2 separate regions of the Homo sapiens genome follow, and region 2 is linked to region 1. Evidence: read pairs that join two places in POLR2A ChIA-PET (ENCODE). Cell type or tissue: HepG2. All regions are shown on one strand. Each heading gives the region's core, and the rest is flanking DNA. Links, peaks and the distances in the headings are about the cores only.

Evidence for each region. ChIA-PET counts read pairs that join two places held together with the same protein. Peaks named below come from ENCODE experiments on the same cell type or tissue, not always from the same donor. Only the 100,000 strongest peaks of a DNase experiment are listed, where the experiment ranks them.
Region 2: POLR2A ChIA-PET joins it to region 1 with 7 read pairs; 2 of 35 experiments call an interaction of 5 or more read pairs at or near these places.

Annotation. Positions count from the first base shown.
Region 1 is chr5:69,451,492-69,457,706 of GRCh38, forward strand. No RefSeq gene overlaps it. Among named protein-coding and RNA genes, the nearest start is that of OCLN, 38 kb to the right of the region's middle. In HepG2, for the core only: no CTCF peak of the experiment used is centred there; DNase peaks (open chromatin) are centred at 3,590 and 4,390; H3K4me3 peaks cover 1,645 bases.
Region 2 is chr5:69,108,513-69,114,727 of GRCh38, forward strand. It overlaps SLC30A5 (solute carrier family 30 member 5), which reads left to right. Exons shown (of 16, transcript NM_022902.5): 6 at 4,628-4,715; 7 at 5,908-5,984. Among named protein-coding and RNA genes, the nearest start is that of SLC30A5, 18 kb to the left of the region's middle. In HepG2, for the core only: no CTCF peak of the experiment used is centred there; no DNase peak of the experiment used is centred there.

The DNA.
Region 1 (6,215 bases), core at 1,268-5,267:
TTGGGCTGGCCAGATAAGTATAGTAGGTCACAAAAAAATTAAAAGTATAGAAGTCAAGCAACAAGGCCAAGACTCCTTTGAGACCTGCAGCTGTGTTTTCTGGGTACCCAGTACCCAAGCCTTGTGCTTGGTACTTGTCCTCTGTACTCCAAACCTGGGTGTCCATAAATTGGGTAGAAAATGGCAGAAACAGCTGGGCGCAGTGGCTCATGCCTGTAATCCCAGCACTTTGGGAGGCCGAGGTGGATGGATCACCTGAAGTCAGGAGTTAGAGACCAGCGTGACCAACATGGGTTTCACCATGTTGGTCACGCTGGTCTCAACTAAAAATACAAAAATTCGCTGGGTGTGGTGGCAGATGCCTGTAATCCCACCTACTCGGGAGGCTGAAATAGGAGAATCGCTTGAACCTGGGAGGCAGAGGTTGCAGTGAGCCAAGATCATGCCACTGCACTCCAGCCTGAGAGACAGAGTGAGACTCCATCTCAAGAAAAAAAAAGAAAGAGAGAGAGAGAAAAAAAGAAAGGAAGGAAGGAAGGAAGGAAGGAAGGAAGGAAGGAAGGAAGGAAGGGGAAGGTAAGGGAAAGAAGGAAGGAAGGAAGAAAGAAAATGGAAGAGACAGGTTTCACACGTGTTTTTGGTTTGTAGCAGTGGGTAGGGAGTGCTTCAGTTAATCATTCACAGATCCTCTAGGTCAAAAGATTCTGAAGAAAATAGAACACATACTTGGTGAAACTGTTGTGGGACATGTGAATGAAATTAGGAATATATGATGGGAGAGCTCATTCAGAGAACTGGGAGAATGGGGATTCAGGTATAAATATTGAGTAAGAAAATAGGAAAGTAGTTATCAGAAACAAATACTTGGGACAACGGTATTAAAATTATTATAAAACAAACCTCCTGATTATACTTTCCATCTCCAGAGCTGGTTTCGGTATCACTATTTTACAGGAATATTACACCTGGCAGAGTTAAGAGGCAATCTAAATATTTACTTTCATGCTGCAACCTTTGCCCTGTTTGCAGTCTAGTTTCCCTGAGCTTTTAGAAGATAAGATACAAGCATTTGAATTTTGAGATAGTTTCATAAATATCGCAAATAACTGAAGCACCATGCTAACAAAACCTGACCTTTTCAAAACAGCAACACAAAGATTGGTTATATCTAATGTTATAGAAAATTATTTTTATCTAGTTATCTCATTATAATAATTCAACATATATTCCGAATAAGAGGAAGGAAAACTACTTAAAATTTTACCAAAATAAATCAGTTAATAAGCCTTTTAGCTTTTTTTCTTTTTCTTTCTTTCCTTGTTTTTGTTTGTTTGTTTTTGTTTGTGGCTATTTCAACTCCAGATAAGCCCTTTAAATAAAATAATAAACACTTTCGGAGGCTGAGGTGGGAGGATCACTTGAGCCTAGAAGTTTGAGACTAGCCTGGGCAACATGGCAAGACCCATCTCTAAAAAAAAAAAAATCATTAAGGCCGGGCCTGGTGGCTCACACCTGTAATCCCAGCACTTTGGGAGGCTGAGGCGGGTGGATCACGAGGTCAGGAGATCGAGACCATCCTGGCTAACACGGTGAAACCCCATCTCTACTAAAAAAAACAAAAACAAAATTAGCCAGACGTGGTGGCGGGCGCCTGTAGTCCCAGCTCCTTGAGAGGCTGAGGTGGCAGAATGGTGTGAACCCGGGAAGTGGAGCTTGCAGTGAGCCAACATTGCACCACTGCACTCCAGCCTGGGCGACAGAGCAAGACTTCCTCTAAAAAAAAAAAAAAAATCATTAAAAATAAGCTGGGTGTGGTGGCGCACGCCTGTGAGCCCAGCTACTGGGGAGACTGAGGCAGGAGGACCACTTGAGCCCAGGAGGTCCAGGGTGCAGTGAGCCGTGTTCATGCCACTGTACTCCACCCTGGGTGACAGAGGGAGACCCTGTCTCAAAAAAAAAAAAAACCAGAAAGAAACCAAACTTTGTTATGTTGCTTACCTTTCTTTTCTGAGGGGCTAGGGTGGTGTGCATTGGAGGAGTGGCCCACAAGTTCAAAAGACCAGGAGGGATGTTACTTCCTTTTCTTTTCTTTTTTTCTTTTTTGAGACAAAGTCTCGTTCTGTCACCCAGGCTGGAGTGCAGTGGTGCAATCACGGCTCACTGCAGCCTCAACCTCCTGGGCTCAAGTGATCCTCTCACCTTAGCCTCCCAAGTAGCTGGGACCACAGGTGCACCTCACCATGCCTGGCTAATTTTTAAAAATTTTTTGTAAAGACACCGTCTCCCTATGTCAGCCAGACTGGTCTTGAACTCCTGGGCTCAAGTAACCCCCTGCCTCTGCCTTCCAAAGTGTTGGGATTATAGGTGTGAGTCACTGTGCCTAGCCCCTTCCTTTTTTTTTTTTTTTTTTAACAATTTTTAAAAGCTGTGGAAAGCTAAGACCAGTGCCCAATAATAAAAGGAAGATGTGGCTTTAATCTCTTAATATAACTTTGAGGCATGACCAGAGAAGTTGGAAGTGCTAGATTCGGTCTATAATTTTTATTTATTTGTTTGTTTATTTATTTATTTATTTATTTATTTATTTATTTATTTATTTTTGAGACGGAGTCTCACTCTGTCGCCCAGGCTGGGGTGCAGTGGCGCGACCTCGGCTCACTGCAAGCTCCGCCTCCTGGGTTCACGCCATTCTCCTGCCTCAGCCTCTTGAGTAGGTGGGACTACAGGCGCCCGCCACTACGCCCGGCTAATTTTTTGCATTTTAAGTAGAGATGGGCTTTCACCGTGTTAGCCAGGATGGTCAGTCTATTATTATTTTTAATCCCGGAAGAAGGAAGAGGGAAGAGTCCGTGGCTCTGATTTTCATCTCTGAATTTCCAAGGACATAACCTAACAAATTCAGCCACCATGCTCTTCCTTCTGTCGTGAAATCTGTTTTATTTTCAACTGGCTTGTGGCAGCTGACTCTGCCTCCTCTCTTCCAGGCTCTGAGATGCCCCTTTTCCCGGAATGACTGTCTTAATCCCATCCAAATATTCAAAGAGGAGGGTGGAGAGGTCTCAGAGAAGCTAATTTTTCGCTTAAATTGAAAAACTGGGGTGGGGTTGGAGCTATTGTTCTTCCTGAAGCTTGCTTCTGCTAGACTTTGGAATTGTCCTCCCAGTGAAAAGGTTTTAAGTTGTAAAAGCCAGCTCAGCAGAGCCCCACCCACATGAATAAAACATTCGTGCAGAAACATAGACTCTTGGTTTCTTCGCAGTCAGAAACCTATGCATGTACTTCACTCTCCCCAGCATCCAATTCATGACCAGGTTCTTTCTTCCTAAACAGCTCTCAAACACTTACCTCCAGGATGCCTTCCATTCATTTTTTTTCAACAAATTTGTTGCCCATCTGCTATATGTCAGGCACTGTGCTAGCTATTGGGAACACAGCAGCAAGCCAAACCTAGTGAAAAAGCCAGGGGAGTTTATCATCTGGCTAACCCCTCCCCAATCAAACCAAACCAAACCAGCTGGGCCAACCCGCACAGCACTCCTCACTGCTCGCTGTTAACTCTCAGCATTTGTTGTTTTTTTTTTTTTGAGACAAGATCTTGCTCTGTCACCCAGGCTAGAGTGCAGTGGCAAAATCACAGCTCACTGCACCCTTGACTTCCTGGGCTCAAGTGATCCTCCCACGTCAGCCTCCCTGGTTGCTGGGACCACAGGCACATGCTGCCGGCCCCAATGGCTTTTTTTTTTTTGAGACAGGGTCTCACTGTGTTGTCCAGGCTGGTCTTGAACTCCTGGGCTCAAGTGATCCACCTGCCTCAGCCTCCCGAAGTGCTAGGATTACAAGCGTGAGCCACCGTGCCTGGCCTCAAATGGCTTTTAAACATAAGAAAATGTGCTCAGCCTCACTCATATAAAGTAAAATGCAAGTTAAAATTATACCAAGGCCAGGGACAGTGGCTCATGCCTATAATCCCAGCACTTTGAAAGGCTGAAGTGGGAGGATTGCTTGAGGCCAGGAGTTAGAGAGCAGCCTGGGCAACAAAGCAAGACCTTATCTCTACAAAAATTGAAAAAAATTTTTAAATTAGCCAGGCATGGTGGCATGTGCCTGTAGTCCCAACTATTCAGGAGGCTGAGGTGGGAGGATCGCTTGAGCCCAAGGAGGTCAAGGCTGCAGCTAGCTGTGATTACACCACTGCACTCCAGCCTGGGCAACAGAGCGAGACCCTGTCTCAAAAAAAAAAAAAAAAAACAAAGTCTTGCTCTGTCGCCCAGACTGGAGTGCAGTGGTGCAATCACAGCTCGCTGCAGCCTTGACCTCCTTGGGCTCAAGTGATCCTCCGGCTTTGCCCTCCCAAAGTGCTAGGATTACAGCCATGAGCCATCATGTCTATATTATATATAATGACCACGTTTTCTTTCTGGCTACATTGTATATAGAGAGCACATATTCTTCATCCTTTCATCCACCGATGGACACTTGGGTTACTTCCACTTTAGCTATTGTGAGTAATGCTGCTATGAACATGGGTGTACAAATATCTTTTGGAGTCCCTGTTTTCATATATATTTTTTTTGAGACGGAATTTCATTCTTGTTGCCCAGGCTGGAGTGCAATGGCGCAATCTCGGCTCGCTTAAGTCGTTTGGAAGTCATTCAATATCACCATATCTAGATCAATGTTGTTTTTGAAATTGTTGGATATTTCAGGGATAATTATGGTTTATATAACCAATTGCTTCCTGTTGGATATTTAAGATTTTTTTTGCTATTAACAAATAATGCTTATATCTATATTTTTGAACACTTGTACAAGTATAAATGCATGGTAAATTCCTAGAGGTAAAATTACTGAGTCAAGAGTTTTACATGTTTTGTGAATTTTGATAGATATTGTAAAGTTGTTCTTCAAAGAACTTTCATTTATTGTTTTCCCACATTTAGCCAACATTAGGTATTACGAAACTTTTTTATATTGGCCAAAACTCACAGGCAAAAGAAAAAGAAAAAAGTCTCATTGTTTTAGCTTGGTATTTATTTGCTTGTGGTTGAGGTTAAATATAGTAGAAATGAAAAACCCAGTACTATAGAAGATAGAGTTGAAGAAATATTCCAGAAAGTACAATAAAAGGAGTAAAATAAAGAGGTTCAAATAGGAGAGTAAAGATAAGAATACTGGTGGATTTATCCAGAAGGTCTAATATGAGAATGATATGAGAAAAAAAGAAAACATAGGATAAAAAAATCATCAAAGACATAGTTCAAAGAAATTTTCTATTGAAGGACAGAACTATCTAGATTGAAAGGGCCTGTTGGCTGGGAAGGGTGGCTCGTAGCTCTAATCCTTGCACTTTGGGAGGCTGAGACTGGGGGATCACTTGAGGCCAGGAGTTCCAGGCCAGCCTGGGTCACACAGCAAGACCTCATCTCTGCAACGAAGATAAAAGAAAGGGACTGCCAAGTGCCTAACGTATTGAAGGAAGGCAGACCCCATAATTGTGAAATTTCAGAATACACAATAAACCATTAACCCTAAACATTTCCAGAGAGGAAAAACTAGGTCACACACAAAGGATCTGGAATTAAAATTGTTTGGCTTCTCATTAGCAACACCGGATGCAGAGAGGGAGCAGTCACCTTCAAAGTTTGTAGTGAAAATTGTTACCAACTTAGATACCCAGCCAAACTATCAGTTAAGTGTAGGTAGAATAAAGACATTTTCAGACTTGTAAGGTCTCAAAAAGAGATTTTTCTGGGGAAGGTCTGGAAGAGGTAGGTGATTCAAAGGAACTGAGAAGGAGAATGACATGGGATCTAGTAATATGTATCTAATTCAAAACAGGCTGAAGAACGGCCTAGGATGATGGTAAGGAGAAATTCCAGAATGATACCTGTGTGTCACATATGGGGAACCGTCCAGTTTGGAGACAGTCAGGATGCTCCAGGAGAGAGATCACCAAGGGGATGAAAACTGCAGAACTCCTGATGTATTTGAACATATCGAGAGGACAGTTAGACTATTCTGGAGAAGACTGGGCCTGAATTAGTGTCAATTATATAGGAAACTAACCTTGGGAATAGCAACACAGTATTTCCAGGAAAAAAAAAAATGTTTTAAATAGGGGAAAACTTATGGCTTAGCTGAGAATATTTTTATAGGCATAGTAAACTAAACATTGATTATCGTTCTATTCAAAAGGAAGACTTAACATGTAGAAA
Region 2 (6,215 bases), core at 722-4,721, 340 kb before region 1:
TCTTTCACCATTTAAAAGAATGCAGGAGGCTGAGCGCGATGGCTCACGCCTGTAATCCCAACACTGTGGGAGGCTGAGGTGGGCGGATTACATGAGGTCAGGAGCTTGAGACCAGCCTAGCCAACGTGGTGAAATTCCATCTCCACTAAAAATACAAAAATTAGCTGGGCATGGTGGTGGGCACCTGTAATCCCGGCTACTCTGGAGGCTGAGGCATGAGAATTGCTTGAACCTGGGAGGCGGAGGTTACAGTGAGCTGAGATCATGCCACTGCACTCCAACCTGGGCAATAGAGTGAGACTCAGCCTCAAAAAAAAAAAAAAAAAAAAATTCCAGGGGCTTTTTCCGCTAGTTTTACATTTTTCTTACAATTTTTTTGTTTTTGAAGAATTCTATAAGTTTACAAAAATAGATATTTGTGAAAATATAATCCGTAGTTGGAGAAATTTCTTAACATGGAAACAGTGGAAAATGATTTTGAAATGATTATAGATTCCTAGGAAGTTGCTAAAATAGTACATAGAGGACCCTCACCCTTCATTTAGTTTCCCCCAAAGGTAACTTCTTAACCAACTCAAGTACACTATCAAAACCAGTCAATTAGACCTAGTATTTCATATCACAATAGGGTGACTATAATCAACAATAATTTAATCATACATTTAAAATAACTAAAAGAGTATAATTGAATTATTTGTAACACAAAGGCTAAATGCTCGAGGGGATGGATACCCCAATTTACCTGATGTGATTATATACATTGCATGCCTATATCAAAACATCTCGTATACCCCATAAATACATATACCTACTATGTACCCACAAAAATTAAAATCAAAAATTAAAAAAAAAAACAGGAAATTGACATTGGTGCAATCCATAGACCTTACTCAGATTTTACCAATTTTACATACGATCGTGTGTGTGTGTATGTATGTATGTATGCATGTAGGTCTATGAAATTTTGTCATGTGTAGATTTGTGTAACCATCATTACAAGCAAGATATAGAACTGATGCATCACCACAATGATCTCTTTCATGTTGTACTCATGCACCTTTCCCCCAAACCCCCTACTCATTCTTAACCCTGTAAATCATTTTTGAAAAATAACTAAAAACTTGTTAAATTTAAATTATGATGAACATTTATCCAACATTTTGCCACCTAAGCACTCCTATTCATCCTAAGTGATTCAAGTATTATCCTTTTGTTAAATGAGTTACCAATCTACAATTCCAAACTGTTAGAACTATATAGTGTTTCTGTTTTACCAAATTAAACACTTCCTTGCTGGGTCCTACTTGCAGACCCTGGCTGAACAACAAATGCACTCAGACACAGGTATTTAGTGAAGGAGTGGGCTAGGGAACCAGGCCGCTTACAGACCCTAAGGAGGGTGCTGTAAAGAGTCAGCAGCTGCGGCCCTGACAAGCTGGCACTGCGGGCATTTATTCAGTATAGATTTAATGACAAAGGCCTTGAATCAACACGCTTTGTGGGTAAATAACATTGCTGACCCCCTACATAGAGAGCAGTCTTGAGCGCAAATGATCAAAGGTCGGTTTTAGGACAACATGAGTAAACGAGCTATTTAGATAAACTCCTCTACACTCCCTTGTATCTACGCCTTAAGCTTTTAGGCTTCTGATAAGAGAATCTGGCTGCCTTCAGCCAAAATATCCTTCAAAACTTGCAAAACCCCCAGCCTTCCAAGAAGGTTTGCTTCTATTCCTATAATTTCTCCCACCACTGTGACTGATCTCCCACACTTCCTGTGCATGGTGCATTTTCCTAGACATAAAGGAAAGGATAGATAAAGACAAATAAGGTATAATAGTCCCTATTCTGAAAGGGACTTTCAAGCAAAGTAATGAAGGGAGATGAATGAAGTAATGAAGTGAACAAAGTAACATGCCAAGTAGAGCAGAGTAAAAGAATACTCTGCCTGTAGATTTCAAACTGGGTCATTAGTATTAAAGCATGGGCCACTATTTAATCCTTCCCCCTCACTAATAGAGTACTCCAAAATAAATTTCAAGTGGATTGAAGAGCTTTGTGAGTTTACAAAATAGACATTTGTAAAAACATAGAATAAAATACGTAGATGGAGAAAATTCTGAGCATAAAAGCAGTGGAAAAAATCACAAAGGGAAAACTCACTATATTTGGCTTCATAATGATTATAAACTTAACGTATAACAGAAATCAGTGTGTATACAAAAAACTAACAACAAAAATTGCCAGAAATAAGTTTTACATTCCTTTCAAAGTATAAATCACCCATTTCAGTTTAAAAAATGCTTAAGATCCTTGGCAGGAAATCAGCAAAAAACTGGGAATGACAACTCACAAAAGAAATAAAAATGACTTGAAAACATTTAAAAAAAAAGTTTTCCTCCTTAAGTAACTAGAAGTGAGAGTGTTCTCATTAGTGTGAGAAATGGATCAGGGCATCAGTCCAGGACTTGATGATTGTTTTTTCTTTTTTTTTTTTTTGAGATGGAGTCTCACTGGGTTGCCCAGGCTGGAGTGCAGTGGCACCATCTTGGCTCACTGCAACCTCCACCTCCCAGGTTCAAGCAATTCTCCTGCTTCAGCCTCCCGAGTAGCTGAGATTACAGGCACATGCCACTACACTTGGCTAATTTTTGTATTTTTAGTAGAGACAAGGTTTCACTATGTTGGCCAGGCTGGTGTTGAACTCCTGACCTTGTGATCTGTCCGCCTTGGCCTCCCAAAGTGCTGAGATTACAGGTGTGAACCACCACGCCCGGACTTTTTTTTTCTTTTTCTTTTTTTTTTTTTTTGAGACAGAGTTTCACTCTGTCACCCAGGCTGGTGTGCAGTGGCACAATCTCAGCTCACTGCAACCTCTGCTGCCCAGGTTCAAGCAATTCTCCTGCCTCAGCCTCCTGAGTAGCTGGAATTACAGGCACCTGCCACTGCGCCTGGCCTAATTTTTGTACTTTTAGTAGAGACAGGGTTTCACCATATTGGTCAGGCTGGTCTTGAACTCCTGACCTCATGATCCACCCGCCTCGGCCTCCCAAAGTGCTGGGATTACAGGCGTGAGCCACCACGCCTGGCCTTTTTTTCTTAATTATGAGACTGAAGCATTACAAAATTCTCAGTTGCCTTCTTTGTTAACAAAAAGATTAAGTTATGTTCTCTGTATTTGATTGTTGTTGATGTTGCCATATCCTAACTCAGTGAAAACTTAAGAAATTTAAAAGTACATGGTTTTTCTCATGTGTAGTGTACTGAATTTTGTTGTAATACCACACTAACAGAATTTATCCATTATAGTGGTAATCATAGAATGAAGAGTATCCTCACTTTGCATTGTAAACTTTAATAGAAGTATTGTATTATACTTCCATTATAGGTATATATAATACACTTAATGTATCTATATATAATAGGTATTCTACAAGTATATGTATCATACAAGACATGTTATACCTGTAAATTTGTAAATATAGAATGTATAGTAATGCTGTTTAGCCAGGCACAGTGGCTCATGCCTGTAATCCTAGGACTTTGGGAGACCGAGGCGGGTGGATCACGAGGTCAAGAGATCAAGACCACCCTGACCAACATGGTGAAACCCGTCTGTACTAAAAATGCAAAAATTAGCCAAGCATGGTGATGTGCACCTGTAATCCCAGCTACTCAGGAGGCTGAGGCAGGAGAATCACTTGAACCCGGGAGATGGAGGTTGCAGTGAGCCGAGATCGTGCCATTGCACTCCAGCCTGGGCAACAGAGACTCTCCTCAAAAAAAAAAAAGGAATGTATAGTAATGCTATTTAGATTGCTCTTGAAGCTACCATTCTGAAATATTTACATAAACCGAGCTAATATGTCCTTTCTATAATTTTCTTTTATGAAAACCTTTTTCCTCAGCCTGAACAACATGGCTAGACCTGGTCTCTACAAATAAAAAATTAACCAGGCATGGTGGCACATGCCTGTGGTCCCAGCTATTTGGTAGGCTGAGGCAAGAGGATCACTTGAGCCCAGGAATTGGAGGCTGCAGTGAGCTGTGTTCACGCCACTGTACTCCAGCCTGGGCGACAGCGAGATCTGTCTGAAAAAAAAAAAAAAATTTTCCCTGGAATGAGAACATAAATTTTATCAGCTTTTTAAGTACTTTGTACTTTACTAGATCTTAGAAATGACTTTGCTGGTTTTACCGTGCCCTCTGGATTATTTTTCTCTAGAGGAGTAGTATCTAGAATATTCTCTATTCCTTGCATATTGTAGAGTAAAATAAGTTCCTACTAGTTATTCTTTAGCTACGTGGGCTTTTCAACCAGAAGTAAAGTAGCATTTAGGAAGGCTGATTCTGTAAACAGTACCAATTTGTACATAGTAATATGCCCAGCCATGTTAGCAAAGAGATAATCAATGTTATCATTAGTTTATATCTCTTTGATATCTTACTGCCAATACTGTAAGCTTATAATATGTAAGAGCTTTAATGTCAGATTTTTTTCTGTTTTTTAATGCATTTTTGTAAATGCTTACTTGAGAAAATGTTTTTCTTTAGTATTTATGTAGTTACGGTCTTAAAAATCAACCCTTGAAAAAGTCATCCTTGATGTTGTTTTCTTTATTTTCAGACAAGGGGAGCTGCTTTTTTCATTATTGCTGTGATCTGTTTATTGCTTTTTGACAATGATGATCTCATGGCTAAAATGGCTGAACACCGTATCCTTTTGGAATAGATCAGAGTTGTTTCAAGTCTTGAGGAAAACTAGAAGCCTGGAACAATGGAAAAAGAAAGGATAAGTGAATTAAACTGATCAATGATGAATGAAACTTTCATAGATTAATGTAGATATTCTAAATCAGTATTCAAATAATGAACAAACTCATTATAAGTTAAATATTTTATAGCATCTCTGTATCACCTACAGTACCCTAAATTTTCAGAAATGTAGGGACATTGAAAGAATATTTTGGAATGTCCTGGTGCTGGAAAAAAAAAAGGTGATTTGCCACTCAACATGTTTGCTCCCTTATAATTTAACAATTAAAAGGCTGATAAATGAAAAACCTTTAGTATCTTCTTGCCTGAAAGAAAAAGTTCAAATTCCCTTACCTAGTATTCATTGTCTTGCTCTAAATTATTATCTCTAGCTCAGCCCCAACTCTTCTCTTACAGAAACCCAACTTTCTAGTCAAATATATCTACTCATTTTACTCTACAAACATGCCTTTTTTTCTATTTTCTATTCATACATCCTTACCCACTCCATCCAGCAGAACTCCAAGCACCAGTTTTTATTCTTCTATTACTGATACTCACTGCCCTAAAACTTATTAGTAAACTAATAATAATTTTCTTTGTTACAGTGAGGGAGAAGAGTGTGACTTTGGAAAAGCTCCAGGTTGCTTGTGATACAACCTCTATTCCCCACCCTCTTTTGCTTGCCACTTAATTTGCTAAGACTTATGTGGTCAGTGACTTAGAAGACAGATTTAGGACTCATTTTACATGTCAGTCTTAAAGGGCAACCTTAATTCCACTGGACAGGAGTGGTCCAGGGAGATTCCTTGCTCTTGTACCTTTGTCGTTCTTAAAGTATGTATGCAATGTGTCTTTTAGAGGTTAACTACTAAAATCTGGCAAGTTTATCTTAAGCACTATTATAATTGTTTTGGAGACAACAAAAGAAATACAGGCATTCCAGTTTATAAATGAGGTCCTGGAATTAAATGTTAGATTGTTTTATTTTGTTTTGTTTTTAAGTGAAACATGTTATTGAAAGTAATTAAGTTTGAGGCCTCCAGATCAGTCTATATGCAATCCAAAATAATGTAACTAAAATTTCAGGAGAACTTCAGGTGTCAAAGAGTGACTTTTTGGAATTTTTTTCCTTTACTTCAACTCACTTAGCTGAAGGACATCATGACAGTGCTCTAACTCATATGCTTTACACAGCCATTGCCTTCTTAGGTGTGGCAGATCACAAGGTATGATTTCTTTGTTCCTAACAGGATCAAAAGATTCTGAAAAGTTGTAGCAACTATAACTATAAAGGTACATTTAAAATAAATTATCAGCTGGGCCCAGTGGCTCACGCCTGAAATCCCAGCACTTTGGGGGCCAAGGCAGGTGGATCACCTGAGGTCGGGAGTTCAAGACCAGCCTGACTGACATAGAAAAACCCCATCTCTACTAAAAATACAAAATTAGCCAGGCAT